5 separate regions of the Homo sapiens genome follow, and regions 2, 3, 4 and 5 are each linked to region 1. Evidence: read pairs that join two places in POLR2A ChIA-PET (ENCODE). Cell type or tissue: CD4-positive, alpha-beta T cell. All regions are shown on one strand.

Region 1 (4,000 bases):
AGAAAGGCATTTTAGCCGGGACACAGCATGGGCAAAGGCCTTAAAACAGGAAGGAGCCAGACGGAAGGCTGATGTGGGAGGATCGTTGCAGTGAAGTGGAGAATGGCACAAAAAGAGTTTAGAGAGTTCAGTGGCACCAGAGCTTGCAGGAGTTTAGATCTAGGCCGTGGGAAATAGTTTGAAGCAAACAAAATTTTGAGAACAAACAAAAATTCCTTTTTCAAGCAATGCAGTGCCCACCTGTAGTCCCAGATACTCAAGAGGATCGCTTGAGCCCAGGAATTTGAGGCTGTCGTGTGCTGTGATTGCACGATTGCACCTGTGAATAGCCACTGCACTGCAGCCTGGCCAACACGCGCGTAGTCACCTGGCTGAAGTCTTGTCAGGCTTCTCCACTGTAAAATTACTCTTTCTTTCCCCTCTTTACGTATGATACCCATTGGAAGGAAGTCACTACATAAATTATCTTAAATCTCTCTTTTTATTCTCTTTTTCTTTTTTTTTTTTTTTTTTTTGAGATAGGGTCTCACTCTGTCACTTAGGCTGGAGTGCAGTGGTGTGATCATAGCTCACCATAAACTTGAACTCCTGGGCTCAAGCAGTCTTCCTGCCTTAGCCTCCCGAGTAGCTGTGACTACAGGTGTGCACCACCATGCCCAGCTAATTTTTTTTTTTTTTAATTTTTTGTTGTGACAGGATCTCACTGTGTTGCCCAGACTGGTCTCGAACTCCTGGCCCCAAGAAATAAATCCCTTGTAACCCTAAACAGACCCTCATTTCATAACACTGATTCTCGAAGGCCCCAACCAGGAATGCAAATGTTCCCCCTTCCGGTTTGTCTCATTGCCTCTTTGTGGTTTCTTTATCCCCTTTATTTCCTATAATCCAGAAATTGGGTTGAATGTCTTGATAGGATCAAATAACACATTTTTTATTTTATTTTATTTTATTTTATTTTATTTTTTGAGATGGAGTCTTGCTCTGTCGCCCAGGCTGGAATGCGGTGGTGCAATCTCAGCTCACTGCAACCTCTGCCTCCTGGGTTCAGACAGTTCTCCTGCTTCAGCCTCCCGGGTATGGGATTATAGGCGCCCGCCACCACGCCCGGCTAATTTTTGTGTTTTTAGTAGAGACGGGGTTTCACCGTGTTGGCCAGGCTGGTCTCAAACTCCTGACCTCAGGTGATCCGCCCGCCTCAGCCTCCCAAAGTGCTGGGGTTACAGTCGTGAGCCACCACACCTGGCCCAACTAACACATTTTTAAAAATACTTTTTATTTATTTATTTTTTTTTTTGAGATGGAGTCTTGCTCTGTCGCCCAGGCTGGAGTGCAGTGGCGCGATCTCGGCTCACTGCAAGCTCCGCCTCCCGGGTTCACGCCATTCTCCTGCCTCAGCCTCCCAAGTAGCTGGGATTACAGGCGCCCCCCCACCAGGCCCGGCTAATTTTTTGTACTTTTAGTAGAGACGGGGTTTCACCGTGTTAGCCAGGATGGGCTCAATCTCCTGACCTCGTGATCTGCCCGCCTCGGCCTCCCAAAGTGCTGGGATTACAGGCGTGAGCCACCGCGCCCGGCAAAAATACATTATGATAAGTGTGATTCAAATTTTTCAAAGACCATCCAGGTCTCCTCTAAAGAGGAGAGGAGATTCCTGGGGCCAGACTACAAATGAGGGTCTTCTCTCCATGAGGGGGCTCCAGCACATGTGTGTGCGGATTCACACCCCCACAGACAGCTGCCCCTTGGCCACTCCCTGGGTTTGGAAGTGCACACACCAACAGTGGCATTCACTCCTGGGAGTCAGGATCCAAGAGAGAGGCCCATGCAGCCGTGGGAGCAGGTTTAGGGCCTGGAGCTCCAGGTGCAGGGGAAGGACGGCTGTGGGCTTTGGGTGAGCTCCCTGGACTTACTGCCCCACAGAGGACCAGAGTGGGGCCTGCTAAAGCCAAGCCAGGGCAGGAGCCCCAGTTGCCCAGGTCCCCGAGTGATGCCAGCTCCTCTAGAAGATTATTATGCCAAACAAATATTCTAAAAAGTTGGTCTCTAAAACGTCCTCCGTCCCGTCCCTTTTCGTGCCTCTGCCCCCACAGCTGCTGCAGTCTGAACGGTGACGGTGGCCCCTGCAGAAGCATGTGGCTAAATCTCCACCAGGGGGCGATAGAGCTCCTCCAAATCAAGCTGCTGCCCCTGGAGAAAAATTGGCGGAAGTCACAGAGCAGTCCCCACCAAAAGTGTTTACCAAGTGGAGTCTTTCCTGCTGGCGTTTCCTCAGGGTCAGGAAGCAACTTTCCCAGGACAGGGGCACCCTGAGGTCCGGGTCCACTGAGCTATGGGGGCGGCGTGGGCCTGGGCTGGGTTCTTGCCATCCTGGGCAGCTTCCCGGCGTGGGTGACTGAGCCCGGGTCCTGGAGTCCGCGGTCCCAGCGTCTCCACTTCTCAGCTGATTCCTAGAAGCTGAGTCCCGTCCCTTCTCCGAGCGTGGTTTCCTCTCCCGCCTTGCCTGCGTCGCAAGCAGTTGTGGGAGCAGAAGTGTGTCTGTGCATCTGTGTCTCTGTGCAGGTATTTTAGAATTGTTAGGATCATTATCACCAGCTTTACTTTTCCCAACCATTTTTTTCCTCCTTTTTTTCTCTTCCTTCTTCTGCCACAGCAAGACCCCCCCGCCCCAAGCACAGTAGCTTTCTCAGCGTCGAATCCCTCCGTGGGACCATGTTGCAATGAAATTTCAACATGCAAATGAAATTTCTCGAAATTTCTCTTGTGTTTATTATGCATGACTGAGAAGGAGAGCCCCCGCGTATTTTCTTACTGCCGTCGTTTCCCTTTCTCTTAGTGTCTCTGCTTGGGGATCCCCGACAGGCACTTATTCTGCTGTTTCTGGAGAAGGCTCTGTGCTGCGCTTTGGAGCTTTGAGTCTTTTATCCGATGTGGCAGCCCTGAGATTGTGATCTCCCTGAGCCAGAGCCAGCCTTACTTCTGTCTGCATGGTTTGAGTGCTTAGGCCTTTTGGCCTAGGGAGGAGGAAAGAAGGGGAAGAAAAGGCAGGAGATCTTCACTTAATAGGTGTGGAGTCCTGGCCATGACTTGGTGCAACACCCCTGAGCAGGGTTGGTTCTGGAAGGACTGGCACAGTGGAGAGCTGAGTCAGATTGCCCATGGCTGTGGCTCGCAGAACCAAAACCAAGCTGGGTATGGTGGCTCACACCTGTAATCCCATTTGGGAGGCCGAGGGGGGTGGATCACTTGAGGTCAGGAGTTCGAGACCAGCCTGGCCAACATGGCAAAACCCCGTCTCTACTAAAAATACAAAAATTAGTTGGGTGTGGTGGCGCACACCTGTAGTCCCAGCTACTCGGAGGCTGAGGCAGAAGAGTTGCTTGAACCAGGAGACAGAGGTTGCAGTGAGCCAAGATCACGCCACTGCACTCCAGCCTGGGTGACAGAGCAAGACTCTGTCTCCATAAAAAAAAAAAGGAACCAAAACCATTGTCTGCTTGGTTGAGCAGGGTGGTTCATACCTGTAATCCCAGCATTCTGGGAGGCTGAAGCAAGAGGATTGCTTGAGCCCCCAGGAGGTCAAGAGCAGCCTGGGCAACATAGCAAAACCCTGTCCCTACAAAAACAAACAAAACAAGTATCTGCTTGTTGGCAGGCAGCACAGTGAGTTGGATGAGAGCTGGGCCCTGGGGTCAGGCAGGCATCTGGGTGTGGGCTCTCTCTCCTCCAATCATCTGTCAGATGGGGACAGTGCCAGTAGCTGCTTCACATCAGTTGAGAGAATTAAATGAAACACCACAGTGCTCTTTTAGGGTTAGTGTCTGCAGCCATAGATAGGATTCCCTTGGTTGCCATCCAAAGACAAATACCCAAAACCCTTTGAGGGTGAGCTGTCGCCCCTTGTCCCAGAGAGGTGAGGTGCGGGATGGGATAACGTCCTATCAAGGGAATCACTCATCTGCTCCAGGAATTCTTACCTTCTGGAAAAACATCACGGAATGAC
Region 2 (4,000 bases), 58 kb after region 1:
TGAGCCAAGATTGTGCCACTGGACTCCAACACCGGTGACAGAGTGAGACTTGGTCTCAAAAAAAAAAAAAAAGGTGGGGGGGGGCGGGTGTGGCAGCTCACACCTGTAATCTCAACACTTTGGGAGGCCGAGGCAGGCAGATCACCTGAGGTCGGGAGTTCAAGACCAGCCTGGCCAAAATGGTGAAACCCAGTCTCTACTAAAAATACAAAAAACAAAACAAAAAAATTAGCTGGGCGTGGTGGCGCACGCCTGCACGCCTGTAATCCCAGCTACTTGGGAGGCTGAGGCAGGAGAATCACTTGAACCCAGGAGGTGGAGGTTGCAGTGAGCCAAGATCATGCCATTGCATGTGACAAGAAACTGTCTCAAAAAAATTAAATAAATGAAAGCTGAATATGTCTGTGTCGAGGGCCCACAGAAGGGTGATATGTTTAAAGAATCTCGCTGCACTGCTTAGCAAAGACTGAAAACAAATCTCAATAAAAACCCAAATTAGGCTGGGCGCCGGGGCTCACGCCTATAATCCCAACACTTTGGGAGGCCAAGGTGGGCGGATCACCAGGTCAACAGGTCAAACCCATCCTGGCCAACATGGTGAAACCCTGTTTCTACCAAAAATACAAAAATTAGCTGGGTGTGGTTGCGCACGCCTGTAGTCCCAGCTACTCGGGAGGCTGAGGCAGGAGAATCACTTGAACCCGTGAAGTGGAGGTTACAGTGAGCTGTGATTGCCCCACTGCACTCCAGCCTGGCAACAGAGCAAGACTCTGTCTCAAAAAACAAAAACAAAAACAAAAAACACCAAAACAAAAAACCCACGGCAGGCGTGGTGGCTCACAAGGTCAGTCATTCGAGACCAGCCTGGCCAACATAGTGAAACCCCGTCTCTACTAAAAATACAAAAAATTAGCTGGGCATGGTGGCAGGTGCCTGTAATCCCAGCCACTCAGGAGGCTGAGGCAGGAGAATCACTTGAACCTGGGAGGTGGAGGTTATAGTGAGCTGAGATCACGCCACTGCACTCCAGCCTGGGTGACAGTGCGAGACTCCAGGTCTCAAAAAAAAAAAAAAAAAACCCAAATTAATAAAACATAGTATGCTCAGATATTAAATACCATATAGCCGTTAAAAAATAAGATTTTCATGTACAGAAATGAAAATATCTTTAAGATACAGTAGATACAGTGTTAGGCTAAAAACACAATTTTAAAACTAAGCAGCAGCCAACTCGGTGCACTGACTATATAAGTTAGCCATGCTCTGTAAGGGGCAGTTAAAAAAAAAAAAAAGTACACCCCAAGGAGCAAAGCAGCTTATTGTATGACTACATTTGTGTTTTTCTATTTTTTCTTGCGATGGAGTTTCGCTGTTGTTGCCCAGGGTGGAGTGCAATGGCGCAATCTTGGCTCACTGCAACCTCTGCCTCCCGGGTCAAGCAATTCTCCTGCCTCAGCCTCCCAAGTAGCTGGGATTACAGGCATGCGCCATCATGCCCAGCTAATTTTGTACTGACTCCGTCAATACAGAAAATAAAATAAAAACAACATAAACAAATAAAATAAAAACAAAATTAGCCAGGCATCATGGTGGGCGCCTGTAATCCCAGCTACTCGGGAAGCTGAGGCAGGAGAATCGCTTGAACCCAGGAAGCAGAGGTTGCAGTGAGCTGAGATCACGCCACTGCACTCCAGTCTGGGAGACAGGGCAAAACTCCGTCTCGAAAAATAAAAAAATAAAAAAAAGCTGGGGAGGCAGGAGGCCTGCTAAGATGTTTTAATTTATCACAATCCTGCTATCTAACAAATATTGGGAGAATAATTCTAAAACGAATCAATTCCAAATTCTTCAAAATGAAGTAAAATGAATTGCAAATTCAACCTGAAGATTTTAAAATGCCTCAAGGTCACGGATCCAAACAAATAACTCCTTGTTTAATATTTGTAACTACTATAGCAGATAATCCCGTTTTAGTGGTGGGTAAGGAGGGCTTAAAGACAGGAAATACATTCTAATAACTGAGAGTACAGCACAATAGATACTTTTTACTATTTCTTTTAAAACCAAACAAGCCTGTCATCTATCTACTAAAACAAAATTATCCAAATGTGAAGTTTTACAGTGAAACTGTAAATGCCTTTAAAAAATGAGGTTCCTGTACCAGCCTCATTTATCAATAGAATTTAGCTCCTCCTTGTGGCTACATACCATAATTGCGCCTTTTTTTTTTTTTTTGACAGGGTTTCACTCTTTCACCCAAGCTAGAGTGAAGTGGCATGACCTCCGCGCTCACTGCAACCTCGACTGTCTGACACCTTTCCCCCGCCCAGATTCTCCTGGCTCAATCTCCCGAGTAGCTGGGATGGGATTACAGGTGAGCACCACCATGCCCGGCTAATTTTTGTATTTTTAGTAGAGACGGGGTAGTTTCGCCATGTTGGCCAGGCTGGTCTTGAACTGCTGACCTCAGGTGATCAACTTGCCTTGGCCTCCCAAAGTGCTAGGATTACAGTCGTGAGCTACTGTACCCAGACTTTTTTTTTTTTTTTTTTGAGACAGGGGCTGTTACCCAGGCTGGAGTGCAGTGGCACTATCTCTGCTGACTTTAATCTCCGCCTCTCGGGTTCAGGTGATTCTCCTGCCTCAGCCTCCTGAGTAGCTGGGACTACAGGCGTGCACCATCATGCCTGGCTAAATTTTTTTTTTTTTTTTTTGAGTTTCGCTCGTTACCCATGCTCGAGTGCAATGGCGTGATCTCCGGCTCACTGCAACCTCTGCCTCCTGGGTTCAAGCGATTCTCCTGCCTCAGCCTCCCGAGCAGCTGGGATTACAGGCCACCACACCCAGCTAATTTTGTATTTTTAGTAGAGACGGGGTTTCTCCATGTTGGTCGGAGTGGTCTCAAACTCCCAACCTCAGGTGATCCGCCCACCTCGGCCTCCCAAAGTGCTGGGATCACAGGCATGAGCCACTGCGCCCGGCGATGCCTGGCTAATTTTTGTATTTTTTGGCAGACACGGGGTTTCACCATATTGTCCAGGCTGGTCTCAAACTCCTGACCTCAAGCAATCTGCCTGCCTCAGCCTCCTGAAGTGCTAGGATGACAGGTGTGAACAAGTGCACCTGGCCCGTAATTCCTTTTGAGAGACTGTCACCAGTTGAAATGTCTTCAAAATATTCTTCTTTTCAGTACAACTCAGGGGCTTTTCCAATTTTCAAAGATTATCAACAAAACTACAATCTGGATGTGCTGCTTCATGCCACATTTATCACTTTCTAGTTTTTACTGGGTGATAAAGTTGAAATTCAAAAGTACATGGGATCCAATTTAAATTTCTACTATCACAACATTGTAAAATATGTTTCAGAAACTGTAAGTCTTCTATTTTTGAGACAGAGTTTTGCTCTATCGCCCAGGCTGGAGTGCAGTAGTATGATCATAACTCACTGCGGCCTGAAACTCCTGGACTCAAGCACCCCTCCCACTAAACTTCCCAAGAAGCTGGGACTACAGACACATGCTACCATGCCCAGCTCTTTTTCTTTCCTGTAGAGACCAGGTCTTGCTATATTGCCCAGACTGGTCTTAAACTCCTGGCCTCAAGCAACCCTCCTGCCAGTGTCAGTTTCCTAAAGTGATAGGACTACAGGTGTGAGCCACCAAGTCAGGACAAGACTGGAAGTCATTTTTTTTTTTTTTTGAGAGAGGGCCTCACTTTGTCACCCAGGCTGGTGTGCAGTGGTACCATCTTGGGTGACGGCAGCCTCCACTTCCTGGGCTCAAGCAATCCTTCCACCTCACCCTAAGAAGTAGCTGGTACTACAGGCACGTACCACTGCTCCCTGGCTAATTTTTGTATTTTTTTGTAAAGAGAGGGTTTTGCCATGTTGCCCAGGCTGGTCTTGAAATCCTGGACTCAAGTGCTCCGCCCACCTTGGCGTCACAGTGCTGGCATTACAAGCACTTTGTAATCTTGAAAATGGCTCTCATGAGCCACCC
Region 3 (4,000 bases), 53 kb before region 1:
GGTCAGGAGTTCAAGACCAAGCCTGGCCAACATGGTGAATCCCCTTCTCTACTAAAAATACAAAAATTAGCCAGGCTTAGCGGCAGGCGCCTGTAATCCCAGCTATTCGGGAGGCTGAGGCGGGAGAATCGCTTGAACCGGGGAGGCGGAGTTGCAGTGAGCTGAGATCGCGCCACTGTACTCCAGCCTGGGCGACAGAGTGAGACTGTGTCTTAAAAAATAATAATAAATAGGCCGGGCGCGGTGGCTCATGCCTGTAATCCCAGCACTTTGGGAGGCCGAGGCGGGTGGATCACGAGGTCAGGAGATCGAGACCATCCTGGCTAACACAGTGAAACCCCGTCTCTACTAAAAAATACAAAAAATTAGCCGGGCGTGGTGGCGGGTGCCTGTAGTCCCAGCTACTTGGGAGGCTGAGGCAGGAGAATGGCGTGAACCTGGGAGGCAGAGCCTGCAGTGAGCCAAGATTGCACCATTGCACTCCAGCCTGGGCGACAGAGCGAGACTCCGTCTCAAAAATAAATAAATAAAATTATAATAATAATAAATAATAATAATTTTACCTTATTTTTGACTTGGGGAAATGGATTAAATCTAAGTTTGTTGGCATAGTTGCTCAAGCATTCATCCCTCTGAAGTTCAGAATTATTTTACCTTTTTTATTCTTTCACTCTTTGGATATGTTTTTATTGAAAAGCCACAGTATGCTGGCTTGTGGTCACTTAAAAAGAAAAACATTTTTTAAAGAGAAGGGAAAAAAAGAAACGCCACAGTACTATTTGTAAAAGGGGATAGTGGGTGGCTGCCAAGAAAAGATTTCCAAGCAAACTCCTTTTCAGTGTTTATTCATTTGAAGAGCCTCCTTGGGGCAGCTGCAAACTGTGGTGTCCTTGGTGCTGTTCTCAGTCTGCGCCTGGTCATTGCAGGGCCCCGTGAAGCACGTGTACAGAGTCCTGCAGTGTCAGGAAGAAGAGCTCACGCAGATGGTGTCCACGATGTCCGACGGCTGGAAATTCGAACAGGTACATCTCTTAACAGAGCAGCAATCCCAGGCCCCGTTCAAGGGGTCTGCAGCTCTTCAAACAATCAGTGTGGATGGCCAATTAATAACCACGGGAGACGGCTACGGCCAGGTGGGATCCTATTCCAAAACATGGGCAAAGAGCCATTTGGTGGGCACTGCTGGCCTAGTGGTGCGTGAGGAGTTGGGGAAACAGAGGAGCATCATGTCTTAGCTTCACACGCAGACTTTCCAGGGGAGCCAACGAGCAGTTTAGGCTTGAAGTGCCTCAAAGCCTTTGGTTTTTGTTCCCTCACAGGGATCGTAGAATGAGTCCCTAAAGGAGACTGGGATTCGACAACAATCCTTCCATTTCTTTTCCCAGGGTCAGAACTTTTTGGTTCTGAATGTCTTATGTAATCCACCGTGAAGAGCTTGGTGAACAGCTGTGCTAGGAAGGATCAGGCGCCATGGGAAGTGTGGTGCGGCCGTTTCCCCTACTTCTCTCCGCCTCGTGCTTACGACTGAGCTATCAAAACAAAGCTATGACAGTTGGAGCTTCACTGTTCTCCTCCATTAGATGGCAGACTTGTTAAATTCTGTTGCCTTCAAAACATAGGAAGGCCAGAGCGAATAGAGTAAATACAATTTTTTTTTTTTTTGGAAAGTCAAATCCCTTTCTTCATTCCATCCCTTTTAGACATGGCATTTAAAACAGACATTGCTACATCACTAACTTCCCACAAGCTGTGGTGTCCACTGGAAAAATGTAGTCCTTGATATTTCTATTTCACATTCAAGTGATCCTCTGCCACTTATTAACTGGTTCACTTCAATTTCAAAAAGCCAAAAAAGTCCTCTAACATAAGCCTTCCAAGGTGATACTTTCAGAAACCAGGGTTGGAACTAACCAGACAACAGCGCGACAGCCAAGACCAGCTGCTCTTGATGCCCTTTTCACTTCTGTGTTGTCCTGGTTGAAGTTGGCAAAGAGCAGCTGGCCGGCGCCGGCCTCCCCGCTCTGGCTCGCCAGGTTCATGGCTGGGCGCGTGGCGAGTGGGCCCGGCCAGGGAGGGCGCGCGTGCGAGGGCGGGTCAGGCTGCACTCAGGGTCTCGGTCGCCGCCACTCGCCACCCTGGGATCAACCGCCTGAGTAAATATGATTTTATACGGATTATGCCTACTTATGTGTAGAGTTTTAACAGGTCAACAGCTGTCTCACCAGATGCTTACCTTCTAAAAGAAAACTCACACTTTGCATTAATGCTGTTATCTCACAGATCAAGTGCAAAGCTGTCTCTGCCTTCAGAGCCAGCGGTGATTATTTCTCACACTTAGCTTCCACCACGGAATCCACTCTGCCTGTGTCTGTCATCCTGGTTCTTACTGGGCATGGGTTGTAAAACGTCGCCAAGAGTTTAATGCCCTCCACTCCAGAAGTATTTTTCCTAATATGAGCTCTTAAGCAAAGGATTTTTTTAATGTATTCTTTGTGAAACTAAAATGAATAATTTCTTGTTAATTTCTCATCTTATTACTGTCCCGTGGGAAGACGGAGGGTGTTCCTATTGCCTCCCTTCTGGATGAGGAAGTTTGTTTCAGACAGGCGGAGGCGCCCCCAGCCCCATCCTACCACAGTCAGCCATGCCGCCCATGTGAGGCCTCGCCTGCTCACTGGGATGCCCTCACCCTCTGCCTGAGCTGCTCCCCTGCGTGTGTATTTCCTCTTTAGAATTAAATTCTGAATTCTATTATCCAAAAAGGTTAAAAGTACCAGCATGCTGGGCACGGTGGTTCACACCTGTAATCTCGGCACTTTGGGAGGCCACGGTGGGAGGATTGCTTGAGTCCTGGAGTTCGGAGACCAGCCTGGGCAACATAGCGAGACCCCCCTTCTCTATCAAAAATAAAAGAATTAGCCAGGCATGGTGGCTGTAGTCCCTGTAGTCCCAGCTACTCAGGAGGCTGACGTGGGAGGATCACTTGAGACCAGGAGGTGGAGGCTACAGTGAGCTGTGATTGCACCACTGCACTCCAGCTTGGGTGACAGAGCTAGACCCTGTCTGGAAATAAAAAGTACCAGCAGCATATGACTTCCAGTAGCTGATCAGTGATTGGCTCGGTGCTTTCCAGAGCCTCCTGTCCCCAGTCTAGGGCTTCTGCTGATAGAGGAGCCAGCTGTGTGTGTGACTGAGGCAAATGTCCATTTTGTTGGCAGATGCGTTCTGTCTTCCCTTGCTGTGCTCGACGGGGCGTGGGCATGTTAATCCTGCCGCTGACGGGGGGGGACTTCAGAGCTTGGGTGAGGGGACAGTGGAGCTCATACTCTTCCTCCTGGGGAGGCCTCACCAATGATGCCCTGATGAAGAACAGGCCCATTTCTCCCCGGGGGCTTTGGTAGTCACAGAGAACTCATATAAAGAGTTAAACCTTTGATAACTTAAAAGTTCAGTCGGAAGAGGGGTGATTTGTGTAGCACTTTCGAAAGTATGTTAAGATTGCCACATGAATGTTCACTGTATTCTTGGTTCATCAGCTCATCAGCATCGGATCTTCCTATAACTACGGCAATGAGGATCAGGCAGAATTCCTCTGTGTTGTCTCCAGAGAACTAAATAATTCTACCAATGGCATCGTCATAGAGCCGAGCGAAAAGGCGAAGGTAAGGAGCCCCTTCCCTGGGCAGTTGCCTCTGGCTTGCTTGTTCGCACCCCCTCCGTGGGCTTTTCCTGAACTCTTGCTCCTCACTTCTTCCCTGGCCTTCTAGAGCCAGCGTTGCATTTTCCCCTCGTTTTGTTATTTTTGACTGTTGTAATTTAATTGGGATTTACGGAGCACTGACAGGTGTTTTTAGTTAGAAAATATGAACCTAAAAAGGGTAGACTTTCTCCATCCTCTGCCAAATCAATGAAAAAGAAAAGCTGGTTGCCACTAATTACTACAGGGTAGGATTTCTGAACTCAGACTTGGAAGGTATTTTGATTTATTCTTTAAAACTGT
Region 4 (4,000 bases), 88 kb after region 1:
TGTGCAGGTATCATTGCCTTTCATCTTTGTAGTCTCAGCAAATAGCAAAGTCCTGAGAGCCAGTAATCAATAAGTGTTCATTGACTTATTGATGCAGCAATAACTTTGTGTAGTACTTTTCTTTTTTTTGAGACAAGAGTCTAGTGACTCTGTCACCCAGGCTAGAGTGCAGTGGCACCATCTTGTCTCACTGCAACCTCCGCCTCCCAGGTTCAAGTGATTCTCCTGCCTCAGCCTCTCTAGTAGCTGAGATTACAGGCACCTGCCACCACATCAAGCTAATTTTTTGTATTTTTAGTAGAGACAGGGTTTTACCATGTAGGCCAGCTGGTCTCAAACTCCTGACCTCGAGTGATCTGCCCGCCTTGGCCTCCCAAAGTTCTGGCATTACAGGTGTGAGCCACCGCACCCAGCCAGTACTTTTTATGAGAAGGCCAAAAATGCTTAAACAGGGTCTCCCAAATGCCTGTCAGTTACACAGCTTCAACACTGATATGACAATTTCAAGTTCTAGGCCGATTAATGCTCAAATCCTACCTCTCTGTACATTAGTGGATTCACATAGGGCACTGAAATGAGGCCCAATGACTTGAAGCTGTTTGTTTCATAAAATGAACAGAAACAATATGAATAAAGCTATATTTTGCAGATTTGTGTGAATATAGATATTATCTGTACTCTTCTATCTTCTCTCAATAATTGATTACATACACTCTATCCAGGAGTATGAGGCTGCAGTGAACTATGATTGAGCCACTGAACTCCATCCTGGGCAGCAGAGCAAGTCTCTGTCTCTAAATAGGCCAGGCAAGGTGGTTCTTGACTGTAACCCTAGCACTTTGGGAGGCCAAGGTTGGAGAATCGATTGAGGGCAGGAGTTAGAGATCACCCTGGGCAACATAATGAGATCTTGTCTCTACAGCATTTTTTGTTGTTGTTGTTGTTTGTTTGTTTGTTTTTTGAGACAGAGTCTCCCTCTGTCGCCTAAGCTGGAGTGCAGTGGCATGACCTCGGCTTATTGCAACCTCCACCTCTCAGGTTCAAGTGATTCTCTTGCCTCAGCCTCCTGAGTAGCTGGGACTATAGGTGTGCGCCACCACGCCTGGCTAATTTTTGTAGTTTTCATAGAGACTGGGTTTCTCCACGTTGGTCAGGCTGGTCTTGAACTCCCGATCTCAGGTGATCTGTCCGCCTCAGCCTCCCAAAGTGCTGGGATTACAGGTGTGAGCCACCGTGCCTGGCATTTTTTTTTTTTTTTGAAATGGAGTCGTGCTCTGCCGCCCAGGCTGGAGTGCAGTGGCATGATCTCAGCTCACTGCAACCTTTGCCTCCCGGGTTCAAGCGATTCTCCTGCCTCAGCCTCCTGAGTAGCTGGGACTACAGGCATGGGTCACCATGCCTGGCTATTTTTTGTATTTTTAGTAGAGACAGGGTTTCACCATATTGGTCACGCTGGTCTTGAACTCCTTACCTCAGGTGATCTGCCAGCCTTGGCTTCCCAAAGTGCTGGGATTACAAGCATGAGCCACCGTGCCCAGCCCCAAATAACCTTTTAATAAGAATTCTGCATAAAAATTATTTGTGAGGCACTTCTTTTATTCATTTAAATCTCCTTTTTGGTGCTTATATAAAACACATCTCTCTTGATTATTTCTTGGAAGTGTAATTATGAGGACAAAAAGATGAACATTTTCAAACTTTTTGAAATAATTTTTCATGTCCTGTCAGTCTTCATAGTTATTTTAAACAGGTGAGTAAAGTAACATCTCACTGATATAATTTATTTAGCTAACTTCTACGGTTGAACATATATACCAGCAGCTCTTAACAGAGGTGATTTTGCCCCCTAGAGGACACTGGGAATATATGCAGATATTTTCAGTTTTCACAATTGTGGGATGTTATTGGCATCTAGTGGGTAAAGGTCAGAAGTTGGAGTTCTTGTTCTTGGTGGGGTGTTGTTTTGTTTTGTTTTGTTTTGTTTTTTTGAGTTGGAGTTTTGCTCTTGTTGCCCAGGCTGGAGTGCAATGACGTGATCTCATCTCACCACAACCTCTGCCTCCTGGGTTCAAGCGATTCTCTTGCCTCAGTCTCCCTAGTAGCTGGGATTACAGGCGGATGCCATGAAGCCCAGCTGATTTTTGTATTTTTAGTAGAGACTGTGTTTCACCATGTTGGTCCAGGCTGGTTTCGAACTCCTGACCTCAGGTGATCTGCCCACCTCAGCCTCCCAAACTACTGGGATTACAGGTGTGAGCCACCGCACCCAGCCTGTTTTTTTGTTTTTGTTTTTTTTTTTTCTTTCTGAGACGGAGTCTCCCTCTGTCACCCAGGCTGGAATGCAATGGCATGGTTTTGGCTCACTGCAACCTCCGCCTCCCGGGTTCAAGTGATTCTCCTGCCTCAGCCTCCGGAGTAGCTGGGATTACGGGTGCCTGCCACCATGCCTAATTTTTGTAGTTTTAGTAGAGACGGGGTTTCACCATATTGGCCAGGCTGGTCTCGAACTGCTGACCTCGTGATCCGCCCACCTCGGCCTCCCAAAGTGCTGGGATAACAGGCGTGAGCCACTGCGCCTGGCCATATTGTTGCTTTTGAAACAGGGTCTTGCTGGAGTATAGTGCTATAACAATCGTAGTTCACTGCAGCCTTGACTTGAACTCCTGGGCTCAAGAAATCCTCTGGCCTCAGTCTCCTTCCTCTTGCTGTAGCTAGGGCTACAGGTATGTGCCACTAGTTCCAGCTAGAGTTTTTTTTTTTTTTTTTTTTTTTTTTTTTTTTTTTTTTTTTGAGAGGGAGTCTTACACTGTCGTCCGGGCTGGAGTGCAGTGGTATGATCTTGGCTCACTGCAACCTCCGCCTCCAGGGTTCAAACGATTCTCCTGCCTCAGCCTCAGTAGCTGGGACTACAGGCGCACAACCGCCATGACCAAATAATTTTTTGTATTTTAGTGGAGACGGGGTTTCATCTTGTTGCCCAGGCTGGTCTTGAACTCCTGAGCTCAGGTAATCCGCCCGCCTCGGCCTCCCGAAGTGTTGGGATTATAGGCGTGAGCCACCGCGCCCGGCCTTTTTTTATTTTTTATTTTTTGAGACAGCATCTTGCTCTTGCCCTGTTGCCCAGGCTGAGGCCAGAGATTTTGTTAAATAATGTACACTGTGCCCGGTTCAGGAGCATTAGTTTTATTAGGCTGCATGAAATGTATCCACTTAAGACTTTACCAGGCTGGGTGCGGTGGCTCATGCCTGTAACCCTAGCACTTTGGGAGTCTGAGGCGGGTGGATCACCTGAGGTCAGGCGTTCGAGTCCAGCCTGACCAATATGGCGAAACCCCGTCTCTACTAAAAAATAAAAAATTAGCCCGGCGTAGTGGCGTGTGCCTGTAGTCCCAGCTGCTCGGGAGGCTTAGGCAGCAGAATCGCTTGAACCCGGGAGACGGAGGTTGCAGTAAGCCGAGATCGTGCCACTCCACTCCAGCCTGGCGACAGAGCAAGACTCTGTCTCAAAAAGACAAAAAAAAAAAAAAAAAAAAAAAGACAAAGAAAAAAAAAAGAGAGAGAGAGCTTGTTAGATCTTAGTGCTATATTTCCTTGATTATTTTTATTTTAAGGCTGACAAAATGCCATTTAAGATAATAAAAGTAGTTAAATTGCCTGACCAAGAGCTAGATAACATTGAGGAAAAAGTATTGGCAATATTCTTTGGTCTAATACTGCTATATACCAACCATTTTACCCAATCATTCAAATAGGCTTAGTAATACAAGGGCGAAAAAGGAAAACTACAGCTAATAGTGCTATCCTTGTTCTTTTTTTTTTTTGAGACGGAGTCTCGCTCTGTCGCCCAGGCTGGAGTGCAGCGGTGCAATCTCGGTTCACTGCAAGCTCCGCCTCCCCGGTTCACGCCATTCTCCTGTCTCAGCCTCCCGAGGAGCTGGGACTACAGGCACCCGCCACCACGCCCGGCTGATTTTTTTTTTTTTTTTTTTTTTTTTTTGTA
Region 5 (4,000 bases), 69 kb after region 1:
TCAGTGTATTGCAACGTTCTCTTGAAGTTAAACTTCCTAAAATGACATATATCACTCCCAAAATACTTTACCCCCCAAAAAAGTTAAAAATAGAGTCCCTTCTCTTTTCTAAGCACTTTAAGTACAACTGCAAGAAACAAAACAATAAATCTACAGCCTGCCATTCAAAACTCATTACCGTTGTCATTAAAAAGTTACCAAACTCAGTTTAATAACCTAAATCCAATCTCCATTAAAGGAAACACACAAACAAAAAAAACAATCGAAGAATATCCCGATTCCCCCCGGAACAGCGGTAATACTCAGTCAGGACCACAGTTAACGTTCTCCTCTATTAGCAGCTTCATTTTTATTTTCGGTTAAGAGCACTTATTCTCCCCTCCCCCCCTTTGTTGTCATGGGTCAAATACACAGTTTTATCCTGATTTGTTTCTTGTAGATTTCGACCCAACCTAAAGTTGTCCAAAATCGAGTGCAGAAGCAATTCTGTAGCCCTAAAACGCTCCAGAAAGTAAAGGCGCGGGAGGCGGGGGGTGCCACCAAACTAAAAGCAGCAAGTCCCGTGTGCCCCGATGATGGGTGTCCCCAAGTCCTCCCGGGAAGTCTCCGGGTGCCTCAAAAGCCGCGTTCAAAAGTTAAGCCGCACAAAGTCTCTCTGCTCGTACCTGTGCCTCCAACTTCATGAAACCACATGGTGTTCGCGGATTAGGGGTTCGTTGGCACCCAGGGAAAAGCCGCTGCCCCTCCCCCTTCGGGCCCCTGAGGCTATTAAAGTGGGAAATACTCCACGGGAATCCCCCTACCCCCAGGCCCAGGACGGCGGCCCGCGGGCATCCAGGTTCCTGCCCGTCCGCAGCCCATTGATTCGCCCCGAACCCTCGCCCCGCCGCCGCGGCCCCAGGCAGGGGTCCCCAGATGCCCGCGGTTCCTACCCGAGAGGTGAAGCCCGAGCCCAGAGGACTCCTCGCCGCCTCGGAGACTGCAACACCCGACGCGGGGTCGACAGAAGGTGGAGACCCCGCGCGCCCTAACGCCCCTCCTCACGCGCGCCGGCCGGCTGGGCCAAGAATCCCCGTTCGGGGCTGGTGGGTCCGCGGGCGTCCGCTTTCTGCCCGCCCAACTCGCGCCCGGCGCGCACTCGGAGGCCGCCGGGGGCGGGAGAGAGCGGCGGGGCCTCCTTCGGCGCGGGAGGGAGGAAGAGAGGGAGGGAGGAAAATGGCGCGGAGCGCCCGGGCCTGAGCCGCGGCCGGCCCCGTGGGGGGCCCGGGAAAGCGCTGGGAGCCAGCGGCGGGCTCTGGCCGGACCCCGGCCCGCGCCATGACCCCCACCGCGCGGCGAGGCGAAGGGGCCGGCGGCGAGCTCACCTTGGGCTTTTCGTCGGCCATGGCGAGCGCCGGAGTCTCCTCAGCTGCCGCTTCACAAAAGAGGTACCAGGTCCGCACCAAACGAGCACACAAGCAGCACCAGGAGCGGCAGAAGAAGGAGGCGGCAGCGGTGGACGAGGGGAGAGGGTGCGCGCACGTCGTGCGCTCCCTCCCCCCACCCTGCGTGCGCGAGCACGAGTAGCCGAAGCCTCCCATTGGCTGGCGCCTCGCGGGAGCGCGCAACGCTTACATAACCACCCCCACCCCCCGTCCCACGCCACCGCGTCCTGGGCCAGGCGCCCGCCCGGCCGGCGGGAAGAGGCGCGGACACGCGCACCCGGCCCGCCGCGGGGGCGCGCCTGGCTCTGGGCGGGGCTGTATTGTCCTCCTTCGTGGTGGAGCATAATCAAAATGGCTTCCAGCTGGTCCTCGGTGGGAACGATGAGGCTCGAGGCTTTAGACGTAAGCCATAGGCCAGGGAAGGCAGACTTACTAGAGGAGGAAGGGGATTCCTAAATCAAAGCCCCAGCATGAGGTTCTGGAAAAATCTCTCTCATTCAGTGGACCAGCAGCCCTCCCATGGTTACTTCCTCTCAGTCAATCTCAACCTGCTTCCCACCGGACTCTTGCCTAAAATGCAGTGTCTTCTTCTTCTTCTTCTTCTTCTTTTTTTTGAGACGGAGTCTCGCTCAGTCGCCCAGGCTGGAGTGCAGTGGCACGATCTCGGCTCACAGCAACCTCTGCCTCCCGGGTTCAAGTGATTCTCCTGCCTCAGCCTCCCGAGTAGCTGAGACTACAGGTACCCGCCACAACGCCCGGCTAATTTTTCGTAGAGACGGGGTTTCACCGTGTTAGCCAGGATGGTCTCGATCTCCTGACCTCGTGATCCGCCCGCCTCGGCCTCCCAAAGTGCTGGGATTACAGGCGTGAGCCACCGCGCCCGGCCTACAGTGTCTTCTTCTGTCCTGCTGGTAACCCTAGACTTTGACTAGCTACGGGAAAATATTCATGTATTCATTCAACGAGATCCTTACTCATCGCCTGTCTTCCAAGAGGAAACAGTATCCATAAGCGAGAACTACCCAACAATCAAGCTTCCAGCCAATTTAATCCTTTCCTCGTTGCATCCAGTTAAAACATACACATGCGTCCCTCCTGTCTGAAGAACAATCCGATGTGTGTGCACTGGATTCCATCTCGCTTCTTCCCCCGGGGCTTTATTATTTCCTTTTGTCCCTGAATTTTCTTCCTCTCCTCCGTTAGTATAGAAAAAAAAAAAAAAGCTCCCAATTCTATGAAGTTACCATCCTATCTCTCTCCATTCTTGGCCAAACAGCTCGAAAAAATGTCCCCGCCAGCTGTCTCCAACCCCTCCCCTCCCACTCACTCCTCAACCCACTGCAATCTGGTGCTGTCCCCAAAGTTCCACTAAAACTGCTCTCCACAAGGTCACCGCAGACTTCTTTGCTGAATCCAGTATGCTTCTCAGTTTGTCACTCCTCTTGAACTTTGCAGGAGGTAGGTTTTCCTCTCATCTCTAGCCTGTCCTTTGTTCTCTCTGCAATTTTTTTTCTTACTCACTCCTTCCCTTAACTGTTCCTTAGGGTTTTCTTCAAGATCCTTTTATCACTCCATTCCCTCTCCGAGGATGATTTCACCGATTTTCATTACCATCTCTTTGCTAATGATCCTCAAATCCATTATTTCTAGTCCACGTCTTTCTTCTGAGTTTCCAGTTGATTTCTGAACATCTCCACTTGGATATCCCAGAGGCACCTCAGACCCAGCAACTCTCAACTAAAACTCCTCACTTTACCTTCCACATGGGTCCTTCTTCCTGACCTGTCACTCTTAAACTGAGTGACACACCACTACAACAGCTGCCCCAAGCTGGAAAGGCCAGCAACATTCCTGACTTCTTCTCCTTCACACACTCCTCATCCAATCAATCTTGGCCAAATCTTGTCTATTCCACCTTCTTACCAAATCTAATTTCTTTGGCCTCTGGATGGAGCTGCATTTGCTGGCCTTCTGTAGGTTCTCTTTGGGGAGGAAGAGGCTTAAGACCTTAGATGTGTGATAGGCCAAAGCAGGAAGACCATCTAGTTCAGATCAACACTCTCAAAAGAGGCCGGGCATGGTGGCTCATGCCTGTAATCCCAGCACTTTGGGAGGCCGAGGTGGGAGGATCACCTGAGGTCAGGAGTTCGAGATCAGCCTGACCAACATGGAGAAACCCTGTCTCTACTGAAAATACAAAATTAGCTGGGTGTGGTGGCGCATGCCTGTAATCCCAGCTACTCGGGAGGCTGAGGCGGAAGAATCGCTTGAACCCGGGAGGAGGAGGTTGTGGTGAGCTGAGATCTCACCATTGCACTCCAGCCTGGGCAACAAGAGCGAAACTCCATTAAAAAAAAAAAAAAAAAAAAACACTCTCAAGAGATACTGCAATATCAGCCGGGCACGGTGGCTCATGCCTGTAATCCCAACACTTTGGGAGGCCGAGGCGGGCAAATCACCTGAGGTCAGGAGTTTGAGACCAGACTAGCCAACATGGTGAAACCCTCTGGTGGCTCACGCCTGTAATCCCAGCACTTTGGGAGGCCGAGGCGGATGGATTGCCTGAGGTCAGGAGT

The links. ChIA-PET counts read pairs that join two places held together with the same protein. Peaks named below come from ENCODE experiments on the same cell type or tissue, not always from the same donor. Only the 100,000 strongest peaks of a DNase experiment are listed, where the experiment ranks them.
Region 2: POLR2A ChIA-PET joins it to region 1 with 57 read pairs; 30 of 35 experiments call an interaction of 5 or more read pairs at or near these places.
Region 3: POLR2A ChIA-PET joins it to region 1 with 23 read pairs; 27 of 35 experiments call an interaction of 5 or more read pairs at or near these places.
Region 4: POLR2A ChIA-PET joins it to region 1 with 10 read pairs; 28 of 35 experiments call an interaction of 5 or more read pairs at or near these places.
Region 5: POLR2A ChIA-PET joins it to region 1 with 13 read pairs; 28 of 35 experiments call an interaction of 5 or more read pairs at or near these places.

What each region holds. Positions count from the first base shown.
Region 1 is chr17:75,112,079-75,116,078 of GRCh38, forward strand. All of the region lies in intron 2 of ARMC7 (armadillo repeat containing 7), which reads left to right. Among named protein-coding and RNA genes, the nearest start is that of ARMC7, 4.1 kb to the left of the region's middle. RefSeq lists enhancers at 1,862-2,401, 2,843-2,902, 2,943-2,992. In CD4-positive, alpha-beta T cell, CTCF peaks have their summits at 2,139 (motif pointing right) and 2,341; a DNase peak (open chromatin) is centred at 2,153; H3K4me3 peaks cover 951 bases; H3K27ac peaks cover 476 bases.
Region 2 is chr17:75,169,792-75,173,791 of GRCh38, forward strand. The region is part of intron 3 of SUMO2 (small ubiquitin like modifier 2); the gene reads right to left. Among named protein-coding and RNA genes, the nearest start is that of SUMO2, 11 kb to the right of the region's middle. In CD4-positive, alpha-beta T cell, CTCF peaks have their summits at 2,173 (motif pointing left) and 2,373; a DNase peak (open chromatin) is centred at 2,230.
Region 3 is chr17:75,058,584-75,062,583 of GRCh38, forward strand. KCTD2 (potassium channel tetramerization domain containing 2) reads left to right here. Exons shown (of 6, transcript NM_015353.3): 4 at 927-1,022; 5 at 3,537-3,662. Among named protein-coding and RNA genes, the nearest start is that of KCTD2, 13 kb to the left of the region's middle. In CD4-positive, alpha-beta T cell, a CTCF peak has its summit at 1,659; a DNase peak (open chromatin) is centred at 1,548.
Region 4 is chr17:75,200,044-75,204,043 of GRCh38, forward strand. No RefSeq gene overlaps it. Among named protein-coding and RNA genes, the nearest start is that of NUP85, 3.6 kb to the right of the region's middle. In CD4-positive, alpha-beta T cell, a CTCF peak has its summit at 1,846 (motif pointing left); a DNase peak (open chromatin) is centred at 1,858.
Region 5 is chr17:75,181,450-75,185,449 of GRCh38, forward strand. It overlaps SUMO2 (small ubiquitin like modifier 2), which reads right to left and starts at 1,510. Exons shown (of 4, transcript NM_006937.4): 1 at 1,365-1,510. The coding sequence starts at 1,385. RefSeq lists an enhancer at 818-1,468 and silencers at 1,050-1,449, 1,580-1,809. In CD4-positive, alpha-beta T cell, a CTCF peak has its summit at 1,129; DNase peaks (open chromatin) are centred at 742, 1,162 and 1,612; H3K4me3 peaks cover 2,386 bases; H3K27ac peaks cover 3,451 bases.